Regions from separate parts of the Mus musculus genome. Here region 1 is linked to region 2. The links are chromatin loops, found by intact Hi-C in ENCODE. Cell type or tissue: heart. All regions are shown on one strand.

Region 1 (8,000 bases), 860 kb after region 2:
CTGCCTCATATTGATTTCTTTTGCAGTTCCACTTCTGTTGGCTATGACACATACCTGGTTAATGTGCTTCAGTTTGTCAATGATCTGGCTAACCACCGGCTCAGGGCCCTTCATTTTCAGCTCATGGAGGTTAAACTGATTCTTCATCCCGTTCCTTGCCGCCTTCTGGCTGTATCTATAGAGAGGAAGGGAAAGAGAAAGTTTGACAATGAGAGTCCCAATCAACGAGACTGACTCCATTGGGTACCAACAGTGCAACTGACTATAAATTTTCTCCTGCCTTTTAGAACATGAGACGGCCGACTAGAAAGCACTGTGCCCGGGGACGCTCAAGGTCACGGTCAGTGAAAAACACCATTAAAGACTAGCTCTGCCTGTGCTTCCCACTCATTTGAAGGAGAAAGACCCTCCCATGCTCTTTACCTCTGCCTTCCCCTCATACCCCTCGTCTCATAATTTCCTGTGGCCCCCACAGGAACTGTTTTTCTGTTCAGGGAGCTTTTTCAACCCGATGCAGCATACATTATGCCTGCTAGCTTGCCTCCACGGAAGAGAAAGTCATGGCTCGGGAGAGGCTTGTTGACATTGTCCTGCATGGGGAATCACAGGCTTGGCTTTAGAGCTGAAGGATGTATTAAGGTCTCTACGGATGTCCTCATCAGGAGGAGCAGGGGGATGATTTGTAATCCAAAGCCATTCATTCTACCTTTATCCCCAGTGTCAGGCTTTTCTGGCTTCAACCGGGACAGTGATTCCCACTTGATTGGACATTTTTCTGTACCCACAGTTCCAGATCTTAATTTTAACCCGAACTAGAATCCTGTCATACATCCTGATTTGCATCATTTTCTGTCCTAATATCTATACTGTGAACATTTCCATTTCAGAATATACTGAGCTGCTTTGTTCTTATTATGCTGCATGACTGTATCATAATTTATTTGTCCAATCTCCTACTGATAAACTAAATTATTTGTAAAAACTTTGATAATACAAACAATGCTGCAAAGAATAGCCTTGTGTGCGGATTTAAAGTTGTTATACTTTTTGTACAGCACTTACAGTTGAGTTTATTCCTGCTGAGAAAGAGAGACAGAGAGAGAGAGAGAGAGACAGAGAGGGGGGGAGGGAGAGGGTGAGGGAGGGAGAAAGAGAGAGAGAGACAGAGAGAGAGAGACAGAGGGGGGGAGGGAAAGGGGGAGGGAGGGAGAAAGAGAGAGAGAGAGAGAGAGAGAGAGAGAGAGAGAGAGAGAGAGAGAGAGAGAGAGAGAGAATCCATCGTATACATATGGTCAGCTCCTAGAGGCTTTGTAGTTTCCTGGCACCGAATGAAAAGGCAACCACTGAATTGTCAGATCACCGAGCCAACTGCCTTCATGGAATCTTTATCAAACAGTGCACTCAGTATTAGCCACCCCTTTTGTGTCCGTAGAGTGCTGTGCAAATGTGCTTCTTCCCTGATGATACCAATTCCGACTTCTTTCTTTCCTCCTGCTATTGCCTAAGGAAGAGCCCCTATGCACAGATGAAGATGTAGGATTAATTCAGAAATGAACCTCAGGAATGTGTTTTTAAAGATCCCTCCATGGACTTGTCCATACCAAAGCTCGCCAAGCACATTTTTGTGCCTTCCTACAAAACAAACATTTTCCTGAAGCTCATTATCCTCACCAGAATTGGAGAAAGACATGGAAGCTTAGCAATTTGGTCCTGGACTCCCATTCTAAAGCTATTATGAATATTAAATCTAATGAACCTCATAGCTGATCCCTTGGTGATTCTCTTGTAGGAGGGTTCTCTGCCTCTCCTCTAGTTCTCCTTTCTTTTCTCATCTCTCATTTTCTAGTCATGAATTAGAACTAAACATGGCCAGCTCAACACTGCTCCACAATCCCATGGTGACTCAATTAAAAAAAAAAAGGCAGCGCACCTAAAAGCTCCCTCTTCTCTTTTATTTTGTTCTGACAGTTGAAACAGCGTTCACTGTTGCACTGTATCACGTGCTATTTAAATCCTCCAGGAGCTCGAGTAAATGAAGCATGGTTTCTGGTTACAGAAGTGTTGGGAAGGGCTGGCTTGTGGTTTAGACATAAAGCTCTCCTTTATCTCATTTCTGTACAAAGCACTAGGCAAATGTACTCATCCAACTGTTGCTCATGGTTGCTAAAATTCAGTGACGCTATTTAAATACTCTGTTTTTATACTCTCCTGTAGGTACTCGGTACACTCTTCTGCCTCACATCTTTTCCTGTATCTTATCTCTCTATCCTTTCTTTCTACCTTAGCTTGGGAAAAAAAAAAAACACTGAACCAGATTTTAAAAGTAATGACTGTCATAATGGAATATGAAGCATACATTAAAAGAGCATAGTAGATCTGTATGCACTGATAGAGAAGAAAGGCCAAGATACATTAAAACAACAAAGACCTCACAAGTTGAGAATGTCCAGTGTGGGTCTATTTGTGATAAAAATGGGTTTGTACAGACATTATAATAGGCTTTTTCCACCTGTCTACAGCTTCCCCTTCTATAGAATCACTGGCTGGCACACAGCAATAGCAATAGACTGACAACATTAAGTGAAAAACTACAGAAATCATTAATTCATAAGTTTTAAATTGAGTTTTGTTTTAAGTATGATAAAACCTATACCATCCACTCATTCATGCCTAGGATATAAATTATTTCTGTGTTCAACAAGTCTAAGTTGTCAGATTGACTTCAGAGTGATGGAGAGATCATAAAACTTTTACTGTAATACACAGCTAGAATTGTTTTATGATATGATTATTAATCTGTTCATGTCTAATTTCTAAACTAAACTTTGTAATAGTTGTCTGTTCGTTTTCTTTTCAGTGCTGGGCCTCAGGCATATCAGGCAAGGGTTCTCCCACTGACCAACATTTCCTTTCTTTCCCTCATCCTATCAAAGATCAAAGTTAGGACCTTCTGCCTGCTAAGCATGAGGTCAAACCTATATTGCCAATCTTCTCCTCCTAATTGTGTTTCCAAACTGTGTTTGATTGAATCCTTGGACATAGAGAGATGACTATTCATGTGGGGTTCAGTACTATCATTCTTTTAAGGAACCAACCAGGGGTCCTAGGATCCATCTTTTACAAAAGGAGAACACCTGTACTCTCATGTGTTATAAAACTGCTCAAATATGTACAGAAAACAAGAAAGTAGTGGCAGCTGTTACTTTCAATAAGTGCTGGGCAAGACTTGCTTATGTATTTTACAACTTGATTTATCTTCTGTATTTTATACCATGGATTTTTGTTTCTCTGTGTGGTGCTGACAACTGAACCTAGGGCCTTGCTCATACTGGAGAAGTCCTTTGCTATTGTGTCACATCCTCAGTCCCTCCTGTGAGCTTTCTAAACCTATGTAACTATTAGATTTAAAAAAAAAATAAATGGAATTGCACATCACAGTTAACTTCAGTTTTTTTCAGCGTTTGTAACCATGATTGACAAAATTTGAATGTATTTATCATGTACACTGTGATGCTCAGATATGTGTATATCTAGTGAACGATTTCTAAAGCCAGTTTAATCTATCCATTACTTCACTCCATCATTTCTTTTGTTCAATAACTTAAAAAAAATTGACTGTGTTTACTTTAAGCACATGTGCCTCCCTGCAATAGCAAAGGGACACAGATGGTGTGTTCTCAGGGTATTTCATGGGACATGTGTACTCTGAGGGTCAAAGCCCAAAGGGAATCAGCTAGGGATGTCTCTGGAGTTTGCAGTTAATGAATTCATTCAGCATTTCACTTCCATGGGTCTCCGCAGTGCTGCTGATGCCTGCAGTTCATGATAGTCTTTGAATGAGGTTGAGCCATCATAGCCCCAATTCATCTGCCCCACTCAATTCTTAGGGGATGCCAGAGACAGGAACACTCATTAGCCTCGGGGGATTTTCATGGTGCGTTATCTGGTTAGCAATACTTTTCTGTGGCTTGATTAATTGTCCTCCTCCTTTCACAACTGCCTCTTCCCAGAAGTTTTAATATGCTTCTGGCAATAAAAGAATAGAAATGCCCACCTCCACCGAAACAGGGTGCTTTCTTGGCTGTATATATTTAGCATGATGTTAGAGGTGTTACCTTTAAGCACTTCGTGCAGTATCCCCCCCCCCTCCTGTTTGGATCTATTCAGCACAAAAATGACTGCCGTGATACTAAGAAAACCCTATTTGTGCACTGAAAAGGAGAATGTTTCTCCCTTTCAGGCAGATTGGTTAAGGCCTGGAGGGGAAGGGGGGGGGGGAGGAAACCTGTGTAAAAGCCTTAAAGAGAAAAGGAACCTAATTAAAACAGGACATCTGGGCATGCTTGTCCTGGGACAGTTGAAGCAAAGAGAGCACTTGTAAAAGAGGAATAGAGTCAAACAAGCGTAAAATGGGCGAGCTTTTCTTCCTAAATCTGCACTGGCTGAGGCAATCAGCAGATGCAAATGGAGAACGCTGGAGATGGAAGTGCCTTCACAGACCAGCGGGTCCAACCCCCTTGCCATGTACGTGAAGAAACAGACTCAGCAAGGGACTTTTCAAACCGCGAATACTACAAGTTTCATACTCAGAATAAAACTCTTTTCTTTAGAGGTCCCTCAAACATATCCCGTGCATTCCTAACCCTGCTGGTTCTGATTTAGGGCAAGGGGCTTGCTAGAGACTTCACTTTCCTTCTTGCCCTAGGCATTAGAATGGTGGTAAGGGTTTGTGAACAAATCTCAGAAGGACTGACTCCTGGCTAAAAGGATTTGATTTCACAAAAGTTTACATTCAATTGCTGCCTGATTGTGGCTGGGAGAAAAAAGAAAAAGAAAAAAGAAAAAGAGAAAGAAAAAATAAAAGAAAAAGAAAAAGCAAGCAAGGAAAAAAAAAAAAGCTATAGATCATGCATGCTCAGAGCACCATCTTATGGAGAAACTGTGGCATGACAATAAATGGTCTGTCATCCTTGAAAAATATTCTGGCTTACAAGCACTAGGGGAAAATGGTAAAATTTAAAGAGAACAAATAGCTTAAAAAAAAAAAAACCTAGAACACAGAGTAGCAAAAAGCAACTTATTAAGAGGCTTTAAGAAAAAACTGTTTTCTGTTGGAGATGCAGCCTTAATTGCATAAATACACAAAAATAAAAGTAAAGATGAAGTTAGCTGAGATTTTAAATGTGTTTAATAAAGAAAGTGACAATTTTTCCTAGTGATTTGTGGACATTTTTTTATTTATGTTTAGGTAATAGTTTTTACCCCTGGTTACCCTGGGACTTGCAGTATGTACATTAAGCTGGCCCTATACTGATTGCAAGCATTAAACCTAGATTTTGGTGGATATAGTCAAAGAGAAATATTTCATCACTTTCATTTTTTTCTAACTGCAACACAACAGTTATAAACAACGTCAGGGCAAATTTTCAATGCTAACAGCACACTCATCCACGATATTCCAAGAAATACCTGTGTTTTCACACAATTGCCTTTCAGAAATTACAGAGATTTTAGTAGCAAGAAAGAAAATGCTGTGGAAGGAATCAGAAGAATGCAAAGCCATTTACATCTCATTTTAGAAGACATTAACATGGTAGGAGAGTAAGTGAGTGTCAATTCATTTCTATCCTTGTTTTAAACCTCACTTGAGAAAGGGCTAAAAGATTACTCTTGGAATATCAATGACTTAAATCCAGAGATGCAGTGAATAGTTTCTAGCCGGTGAAGAAATTGATATTATCCATTAGAGTCTGTGGCTGGGAGAAGCAGTTGGCTCAGCAGAGAGGGGATGATAGAGACAGGGACAGCACCACCTGTACCTCAGTCTAGCCATCAAAGGATCCAGGACAGTGACAAGGAAACCTACCTCCCAAGTGCTAGGATTACAGGCAAGCACTATACATCCCTCCCCCTATATAACATGTTTACAAAAGGGCCAAGTCATGTGGTAGAAAGAAAATTGGGCTTATATTCAAAGATATAGATTCAAATATTGGTTTGAGCTGGGCTTGGGGATATAGGCCTGAAATCTTTGGTACTCTAAAGGCTGAGGCAGGAAGACTGTAGGTTCAAAGCCTGTCTGGAATTCCAGGTGAATTAAAGACCAGCCTGGGCAATTTAGGGACACCAGGTCTCAAAAATGATAAAAAAAAAAAAAAAGAGGGCTGGTAAGGCACTTGCCTAGCATGTATGGTTCAGTCCCCAAATAAAAATAAAACTGGCTCTCCTTCAAACAGGTAAGGAATAATGTCACTAGCATGTTGTGGGGGACTAGTTGATATGACAAATGCTATTGAGTTGAGATTATATAGGCTATGTGCTTCCAACTGTGCCTAGAACACGGAATGTTTTAGTGGAGAGCTCTTTTGAAAGTATGAAAGACAGTACTAGACAGATAGTAGACCTTCAACAAACATTTGCAAAGAACTTCCTGAGAGCACCCAAATGAACCTTGAGAACAATACTTAGGAGAAGTTTCAACTTCCCCACGCCCACACTGAGAGAAACCCAACACTTCAGTTGTCTTCAGTCTGGTTCTATAGGGCCAGAACATAGGATCAAGGTAAAAGAACACTGAAGAGTTTTCTTTGTTTGCCTTTGCACTTGAACTCTGATGGCTAAGCGACAGGCACTAAATACCCAAACCTATCCAAGGGACAGTGTCTATCAAGGAAGAACCTGTTGGCCAGGAATGTCAAGTGCTTCATACTTCATCATGTTGTTTTGAATGTCCAAATGAATTGCCAGAGATCTAGAGCAAAGGGCAGACTGACTCCATAGCAATGGGAACTGCTGAGATCCTTTACAAGATAAACATTCCTGTTATCGTTTGGAAGCCTCCGTTCCCTTAGCTACAGTTACGGGCAGGTCTCAAACCCTTTTACCTGCAGGGTTATTGCCCCTCCACCTCCACTCTCCCACCTCTGCTCCAGGTCTTGGGCCAGAGGAAACAGAGCTGCTAAAGGTGTTAGCTTAGCTGACTCACCTGGCAAGCCCCAGGCTTTGGAATTCCGCCTTGTTCCTCAAAGCCATTCTTTCATGCTCTTGGAGTGAGCCCTGGGTGTTCAGGCACGACTTCCTCTTGCCTAGCACTGCTTCATATTTCTCTGGGCTCTCTGACCTGAACTCTCTCCCATTTCCCTCACTTGTATCCATCCACCTATGCCTCTACTTCGTTTCCGGGCAGACATTAGGGCCTCAGTAGAGAGGTCTGTGGGGCTGATTCGAGGTGGAGGGCCTCCCCCCAACAAAGCTCAGTTTATAGTTCTAATCAAACAGTCTTGCTGGATCTGCAGTCTTTGACTGGGGGCCTGCCTTACACTGACTGGCCTTCTGGTCTCCCAGCCAGTCTCTTCCACCTATCAAGTCACCCTACTTTAGTGATTCGTCGCTTTCTCCACGACAGACCTACTTTTCTTTTTTTTTTTTTTTTTTAAAGATTTATTTATTTATTTATTATAAGTACACTGTAGCTGTCCTCAGACACTCCAGAAGAGGGAGTCAGATCTTGTTACAGATGGTTGTGAGTCACCATGTGGTTGCTGGGATTTGAACTCCTGACCTTCGGAAGAGCAGTCGGGTGCTCTTACCCACTGAGCCATCTCACCAGCCCCAGACCTACTTTTCTATGCCTTACTAAATGTTACCATTCAAGTGGTATGGCACATACCACTTGGTCAGACTAGCCAGAGAGATGGCCACAGCCCACAGCCCACAGCCCACTCCTTCCAGCCTCATGTCCATCCCTTCAGACTACTCACTGGGCTTCCAAACCTGCTAGCCATAGAACATCTTGAGTTCAAACAGCAATGGGAGGTTTGTGCCACTTAAAAGGTGGTTGTGATACAAATCTGACACATCTGGGACTTCCGCTGTCAACATGTGATGGAGGGTATAACTCTACTTATTACAGGTGGAGGATCTTTTGTCCAAAATGCTCAGGACTGGAAGTGTTTGGATTTCCCCGCACCCCATCCCCCAATTTTGGGATATTGTCTGGT
Region 2 (8,000 bases):
CTCAAGTGAAGTAGAAAAGAATTTTAAGCCCAGCCTTTTAGTACAATATAGCATCCACCAAACGACATTCACTCGGCTTCCTAAAGTCTTTTGTCACTGACACTGAGAGAAACAAACTGTAGGACTAAGCTGGTTCACACATAGCAAATACCACAGAGTGCCCATTCAGGATTTGGGGCAGCAGTGGCACCACTATCATGTCCACAAAGAGAAATTAAAATTCATCTTGCATACCTATTGCTTTACTTGGAATTGTTGGCTTTTTTTTTTTTTTTGAGTTGCTAGGGAAATAAGCATCAAGCTTTGTTAGAATGAGAACCTGGATCCTCCATAACTCAAAACCATTCATCGTTTTTATTGTGGCCTAGATCTTGTCTATACCCTAGAGAGATGGCTGCTGTTCCCAGGGGTTCACATTCCAGAAAGGGAAAGAGATGCATAAATAATGGTACAGTACACAGTCATGGAAGGCTTAAACCAGGACAGACTTATACAGTTCATATATAGAAATGAGGGAATGTTTTCTGGAGGAGGCAATGCCTACACCATGCCTGACTCTGATGATTTGAGGACTGTACCTGTTTTCAAGGGGAAGCATTGTTCTTATAACATGACTTTGTTTACCTGATTCTCTTCTGCAACTTCGTGACTTCATTGATTCTCTAAAAAGGCATATGACATAGACAGCAAGCCTGCTGGTTGGAAATGTGGACAAGGGGGGAGAGAGAGAGAGAGAGAGAGAGAGAGAGAGAGAGAGAGAGAGAGAGAGAGGGAGGGAGGGAGGGAGGGAGGGAGGGAGGGAGGGAGGGAGGGAGGGAGGGAGGGAGGGAGGAGCAGCAAGGGGGCTCATATCTCTTTTCTGCATCTTTTAGCAACTGCAACGAAGATGACACTCGTTGCCAGAATTATCTCCTGCTTCAACAGGGAAAGGGACAGGAAGAGAGGCCACAACCTATGATTGGGAAAAAGACAAAGAAAGAAACCTGAATCTGAAGCCTGGCTTTGCCTCCAAGGGTAGTGTCGTGACCATGAACAAATCTACAGAGAGGAGTTCTGTGGACCTCTGTTTCCCAATTTGAACAGGTTGGACTCAGTGTTCTTTTCCTATGGCCCCTCCTAACTCCAAGCTCTCAGATCTTTTGCTTGCCTGAGGTGAGACAGGCACGGGGCAGAAAGTAGACTGAAGCCTCTGAGCACATTCGCCCGTCATTCCTTTGTAGGAGCTGGCACTGGAGGCTTCACACTCTCCAGACTACAGGTTGACACTCCCCTGTTCACTATGGTAAGGAAGCAGCAGGGTTGCAACGTTTGAAAGATAAAGGCATGTGAAAGGCACACAGTTAGTGACAAAAGTCTTACATTACTTCCTTTGAATTTTGAGGGGACCAAAAAAGAGAGGGAAAAAAAAGCTTTTTCTTTTCCTCTTCAAAAATAAAGCAGCTGCATGGGCCATTCAACATGTCTGTGAATCAGAGATCAAATATTTTCTTTCTTCCTCAACATAACTCTGTGTGAGAAAAAAGAATCTCGTATCAATAACAGCATTAGAGGGGACCTACCCTTCAAACACAGCTAAGCTGTAATTCCAGCCTGCCAATCAGGACACGGGCAACTCCAAACCCCATAGCCATTACTGTCTACCTCTTTTCTTTGGAAAGACCCTTTGATTTCTTTCTTTCTTTTCATTTCTTTGCCTTTGAGAGCCAACCCTGAACATGTTGGTGACACTTGGGAGTTCATTAGGAGTTTCCCTCTTGTTAAGCCTCGCTCAGCAAAGACCACTGGTAATGGGACCAAAATCAATCTCAGATTTAACTCCTCTCTCTCACAAAGCTGCTGTCCTTGCCTGGGGTTGACACCTTTTAAGGGAAGGTGGCCTCATACCAACCCCTGACACTAAAGGAGCAAACAATCTACAATTGCACACACCATTTTATCTAGAAATGTTGACCAGGATATGGTCCAGTCTTAATGACTAGATCACAATTGGAAAGAACCCTTCTATAGCAATGTACTCTTTATTGAATTAATTCCCTCCCACTTCCCAAACAAGGTTCCCCCAATACCTTGAATGCCTTTGCTCACAGTTTCCCTTGCCTAGAATAGCTTTTCCACCTGACTTAGCTCGAATATAGCCAGCCTCCTCTGAATAGCCTTTCTTGGCCTTCTCCCCTCCCAAGTAGAAGCGATCCTTCCTTCCTTGGTTCATACGGCATGCTCTGTTCTTGCCACTATTATAGCACTTGCTGCAATGCATCAGAGCCAGATGGGGACCTGTCCAGGAACCCAGGAGGAGGACGGCTTAAGCTTCTTCAACACAGTGACGGGGGCTAGTATTGAAATTCTTAGAAACTTCAACCAAATGAAGCATAAACTCAGCCCCTCAGCATTGGAGTTGTAAAGCAATCCTCTCTAGCCATAAAAGCCTGACAAGAAAATAAAATGTGGTGCCCACACCCCCCCCCCCACCGCACACACACACACTGGTTTCAAGGTATGGCAAAGTATATAGTGCAGCCAAACCAGGGTGGTATAGAAATTCCCTTAGCTAAACTCACCGTATGGATTTCAATCAAGATCGACCACCAGGTGGTTAAGGTAGACTAACTTGATGTATCTATGCTAGGCAAAGAGCTAGCTGAATGGCCAGCAGCCTTAGACTTTGGATTTCATGCTTAGGGGAATAGTACAGTGAGTTGGATGCAGGGAGTCAATAGCAACACTGCCTGATTTATTTGAAGCGGGCAATTCACTTGTGCTTTGGCACACTGGAACCCCTGGCATGCAGCAGCACCAAAGCTCTATAGTCACTACAGCCTGGTAGGGGAAATGTCACTAGTTACAGTTGTTTGGCTGTAAAGAAAATATCCTCAAAAATGAAGCCTGATTCTAGCAGGAGCAGCTGACAAACATTTCAAGAAAACTGGCAGAGTTAAGAGGAAGCTATATACCAATAGGAAAGGGGTTTTGCAAAGAGCTAATGATGTTTCAACATGCAGCTTTGAACATGAGCTAAGCCCATTTGGGATACTGGTCAGTGTGTTTCAGAAACAAAGCAAATTAACAAGGGTGGAGGAGGTTTAAGAGGCCACACACACACACACACCCAGATCCCAATTTAAATTTTCCTGTAGAACACTGGGAGCCAGAAGCCTCTTCCCAGCCAGACTCCCACAGCCTTATCTCCAGACTGGATGGGGTCCAGTTGGGGCATATGTTTCTGTAATATTGTGCTCCAGTTCCAGGGCCTGGAACAGGACCATGAACCCAGTAGGTGCTCAATAAATGTTGATTGACTTGAATTTCTGGAAGAAATATTTGGGGTTTTATTTAGAAGCAGGATCAGGAAAAAAGAGCCAAGGAAACCCCCCGGAACCACTTTGCCTGGGCAGTATCACTCCAGCAGGAAATGGGCTAAATGAGCAAGTCAAGCAAAAGCCACAGTCTATTTTTAAAACTACAACAATATGTGGCCTGCACGGTAGTGCTATTCACTTTGTTTTTATCTGCAGACATCTGTTAAGGGTTTCTTTGGTTCCAGGATTTTATAGTGGTGCTGTGATGGACAGAAGTATGGGAACTGGGTAGAATAATATGGATGCATGTAATTCCCCCCCCCCCAAATAAGCATTGTATTGTTTATAGAAGCAAAGCACTTTAGAAATATCATGAGTTCTCAAATATTTAGGAAGATTCCCCTGTCTTCAAATCCCTATCCTCAACCTGCAGCTGGGACCTAAATTTAAAGTATCAGCATATCAAGCCTTTGGCTTAAGAATTTTCCCCTAAGGTTGGATGCTTAACATCTACCTCATCAATGTGGAATTCAGCAGAGGTAAAGAATAGGAGCGGCAAAGACCGGTTTGCAAGGTCTTGTTACTCAGCCCTTTGAAACAGTAAACACCAAGCAGTCTGGGCAAGGGATGTTGGATTGACCACAGGATGAGCTCTTTGGCTCTAATCTAAAAGAAGAAAAGAGACAACATGTAGAAACACGTAGAGCAAGCTGAATGCAGATTTTACAGGTCAAGAATTTGTTTTGGCATTGCTCTCCATGGTTTTGTAATCTACAGTCTAGTCACCCACAGCTCAGCCTAACCTCTGGGTACACAAAGAAAGATCTGAGTGGAGGACAGCTGCCATTCTGTATCTACCTCCACCCCCATAGAACCTTTAGGAGCAGTGTGTTCCCTAAGCAGGGAAGCCTCGTTTCCTGTAGCAACAGCTGCTTCTAGCCTCCGCTCTATCCCCCAGTTTTCAATAACGTCATCTGGTCCTCAGCTGTACAATATCCAAAACAAAAACAACAACAACACAAAAGAAAGAAAGAACTCCATTAGAGTATTCTCAGAAGTGCACCTGGGAAGGCAAGTGCATGCTGCTGCCCTTGGCTTTCAAGGCCCTGGGTACAAAGCCTACAGGGAACTCAGCACCCATTCCAACTCAAAGAATATTAAATGCACCCCCAAGTAGATGAGGACAACATGTCCAGGCTTCCAGAGATGCTCTTCTCTGAAAAGCCCTTATTAAGAGCTCCCTTCTTTCATGTAAGCCTGAAAAAGAAGATAAGAAATGCATTCATGTGGGCATCACTTGGAAAAACATCATACTCTGTGAGGTTTCTTCCAGGGCTCTCCAAAGGAAAGCTTTGATTCCTGAACCAATTCTCATGTGTTATGTAGGGAAGCTAGTAGGTTCCAGACAGTCAGCATCTTCAGGGCCATACTGGAGACAGTGTCTAATGGAAATTTCCTATCCTAGCCCCAAGCTGTAGTCCTCCACTGGTGAAGACTGCTATCTAGTAAGTATCTATTCTGAAAGCTGGGCTCACTAGTTCCTTTAATTTCAGAGCAACTGTTTTGTTGGTGTCCCTGTCTTACAGACCAAGAAATGCAGGTTCTGTAATGGGTAAGTGACTTGTCCAGGCCTCACTGTTATACACTTCAGGGGCCCAAGAACAAAGAGATGGGATCCAAACTCTCATTTGTCGATAGCCAAAGATAATGCCTACAGTGAAACCGGATGGTGTGGCTAGCATTCACTTTCTAGCATTTCTTTTAGCAGGAGACAGACACCAGACTCACACACTTATTCCAAAGAGACTCAGTTACCCTTACTTTGAAGGATCTTCTTACAGAGATGCTCATCAAAGAGCAAAAGGTACAGGTACGTTCTGCCATTTACTGTCACCATCGACCATTTCTGGATCTCAGCTTACCCCCAAATAAATCTTTGGGCCAAAGACAAGTCAAGTCTACTCAGTACTGTTCTTTCATTGGTGCAGTTTCACCTAAGGGACTAAAGTGAAAGCAAAGTGTCTACCCAGATTTCTGCCATAGGCAGGCAGCCTAGCCTTTCTGTACAAATGAACAGTGTGGAGGTGGAGGGAGGGATGAGAGAGAAATTTACACCTACAACCTCAAGGTTTAAATAGATGCTTGTCCTGCCTTATTAGTGTTGGTGTGAGTAGCAGTAGGAGAGTGACAAGAAGGACAAAACCTACTTCAATCTTACCACATTCTCAGACCGAGGTCCAGGCTTCTAAAAGCAGGCCCAGGTAGCAAGGGCTGGCAGTTAGCATCCACCAGGATGGTGGTACAATGCAGTTTACTAAAAGGAGGAGATTGGCTGCATGCTGACCCTTCCTTCTTTCCTCCCTTTTTTCTTCCTTCCTTCCTTTCTTCCTTTCTTTCTTTCTTTCTTTCTTTCTTTCTTTCTTTCTTTCTTTCTTTCTTTCTTTCTTTCTTTCTTTCTTTCTTTCTTTCTTTTTCTTCCTTCCTTCCTTCCCTCTGTCCCTCCTTCCCTTCCTCTCTCCATCCCTCCATTCCTTATTTCTTACCTCCCTTAAATCTCAGCAGTCTCTGCTTTAATATCCCAAATGCTGAAATTATAGGTATTAGCCATCATGCCTGACTTTCTTCATATACAAGCACAAAGAACACTGACCATGTAAACTGTGTGCCTAGTTCTGTCTCAGGAAACTCAGTGCTAGGGATTTGTTTTGTATTTGGAACTGGGCCACAAGTATGGCAAAGAAGGCGAGGTTATCACCTTGGTTATGCAAATCAAGGGAGCATTAAAGCATTCACACAAATCATGTTTTTAAACCATTTGATATTTTATGATAGCTTTAGCTTCAGAGGGAAGAATGGGAAGGAAGAAGGGAAAGTTCCATATCCCCCACCTCAGGCTTTCTTACTTTTTGTTATGTTACAATAGGATTTCATAACATAGCCCAGGCTGCTCTTGGACCCAGTGCTTAAGATTTCAGATGGGTGTCATCAAGCCAAGAAAAGCAATTTCTTTTTAGTACAGTGACTGTAACTCAAGGCCCTTACTCAAGCTCACAAAGCACTGTGCGACTGAGCTGCATTCCCACCCAGCCTTAACTTCCCTCCATTACTAACTTCTGAGCTTTGTAAGTACCTCTGCTATGAGTTGGGAGGTATTAGTGCAGTGGTATTATACCCACAGTCTATATTTAATTCACATTTTCTCCGTTTACATGGTTTTGTCCGTTTAGATGTCACACATCCTTAGGCTCTGCTTGGCTCAGGCTTTTCAGTTTTTTTGCTTTGTTTATTTATGACCCTGACGATTGAAGAGTATAGTTATAGACTACTCCTCTGATGGAAAATTTCTTACCTTTATCCCATTAACATGGTTTATGGCTGATGATATTGGCTTTGAGTACCTGGCTGAGGTACCACTTAGCAGGATTTACCACTCGAAGGTTCTATCTCTTTCCTTTCTGTACACTGTACTCATGGGAGAGTCAGTAACCACAGCCTCCAGGTAAGGAGCGAGGAACTATGCTCCACTATGCTCTGTTTTAGGATGAAATATCTGCACAAAGCACCTTGAATTGTCACATACAGTTTTCCCTTAGCTCAAAAGCTCCCTGGCTTATTCATTCATTTTCATTACATTACTGTGGATTCCTGGCTGTGTTCTTTGCACATTGGATAACTGGGTTGTAGACTGGTACCACCTACTTGGTTTCTCAGATTCCTTCAGCTTTGGTCACTGGACACCGCCTCACTGGGCTCATGAGGTGAGTCTTGTTGGTGCTTTTGCTCTTTGTGGTTTTGTTTATTAGGACTTGCTTCCTTTCTGGCACTGCCCGGTGCTTGTACTATTTCCAGGCTCATTCTTAGAACCAATCATTGCTCCAAGGAGCTCCAGCTCTTTTTACTCAAGAATGGCAATAGAAAGCAAGGTCTGGACCCCAGTTGAATAAATAATGCTGTAACGTAGTGTTAAAAGTTAAATCAGACCCTGGCCAGCTGGCTAAGTGGGTGAAAGCATTTGCTACAGAAGCCCAAATATCTGAGTTCAATCCCTAGAAGTTTTGTAGGAGAAATCCAACTCCTGAAATCTGTCCTCTGACCTTCATATTCACACCATGACCCAGGGCCATTTACTCACACTCATCATATGCCCAAAAGATAACAATAACAGTAATAATATAAATAAAAGTATTTAATAAATAAATGCTATAAAAATGGTCCACGATTGGCTGGCTGGTTTTGTAAATTTTAACTCGTGCTAAGTGTGTGTGGTTATTCAAGTGAAGCAGGGGTACACACAAGTAAAGAATTGGACCTTCTGTTTATTTAAAGGTGGATACTTCCTTGGTTATCAGTTTTTCTGCACTAATTTTGAGTCCTTATATGAAAATACTATTTCTATTCGTTGCTGATATTTTTTACTTCCATTCTAGTCTGGGCTTTGTTAGGATGCAATCTACCTTTAGATCAGTGACCCAAATGATTGTGCTTGATGAGAAAATGTACAGCTTAAAGCTAACATCTTGCTGGATACCAGAACCTCGTAGTGGGTGGTGAATTAAAGCTATACTCACACAGGTGTCAGCCCAACCTTTTGAAATAAAACCATACTTTTTGAGAGAGAAGTGGAAGAACATGATATTCTTGATTCTTGACCCTCCCCTTCCCCCATGTGTGTAAGTAGGTAAGTAGGTAAGTAGGTTGGTAGAA

Evidence for each region. Peaks named below come from ENCODE experiments on the same cell type or tissue, not always from the same donor. Only the 100,000 strongest peaks of a DNase experiment are listed, where the experiment ranks them.
Region 1: a loop joins it to region 2, with 3 times the contacts of the local background. A loop is called at or near these places in 6 of 42 quality-filtered maps.

What each region holds. Positions count from the first base shown.
Region 1 is chrX:52,365,668-52,373,667 of GRCm38, forward strand. Gpc3 (glypican 3) reads right to left here. Exons shown (of 8, transcript NM_016697.3): 6 at 55-175. Among named protein-coding and RNA genes, the nearest start is that of Mir6384, 8.5 kb to the right of the region's middle. In heart, a CTCF peak has its summit at 4,933; no DNase peak of the experiment used is centred here.
Region 2 is chrX:51,502,696-51,510,695 of GRCm38, forward strand. All of the region lies in intron 2 of Hs6st2 (heparan sulfate 6-O-sulfotransferase 2), which reads right to left. Among named protein-coding and RNA genes, the nearest start is that of Hs6st2, 170 kb to the right of the region's middle. In heart, no CTCF peak of the experiment used is centred here; a DNase peak (open chromatin) is centred at 3,126.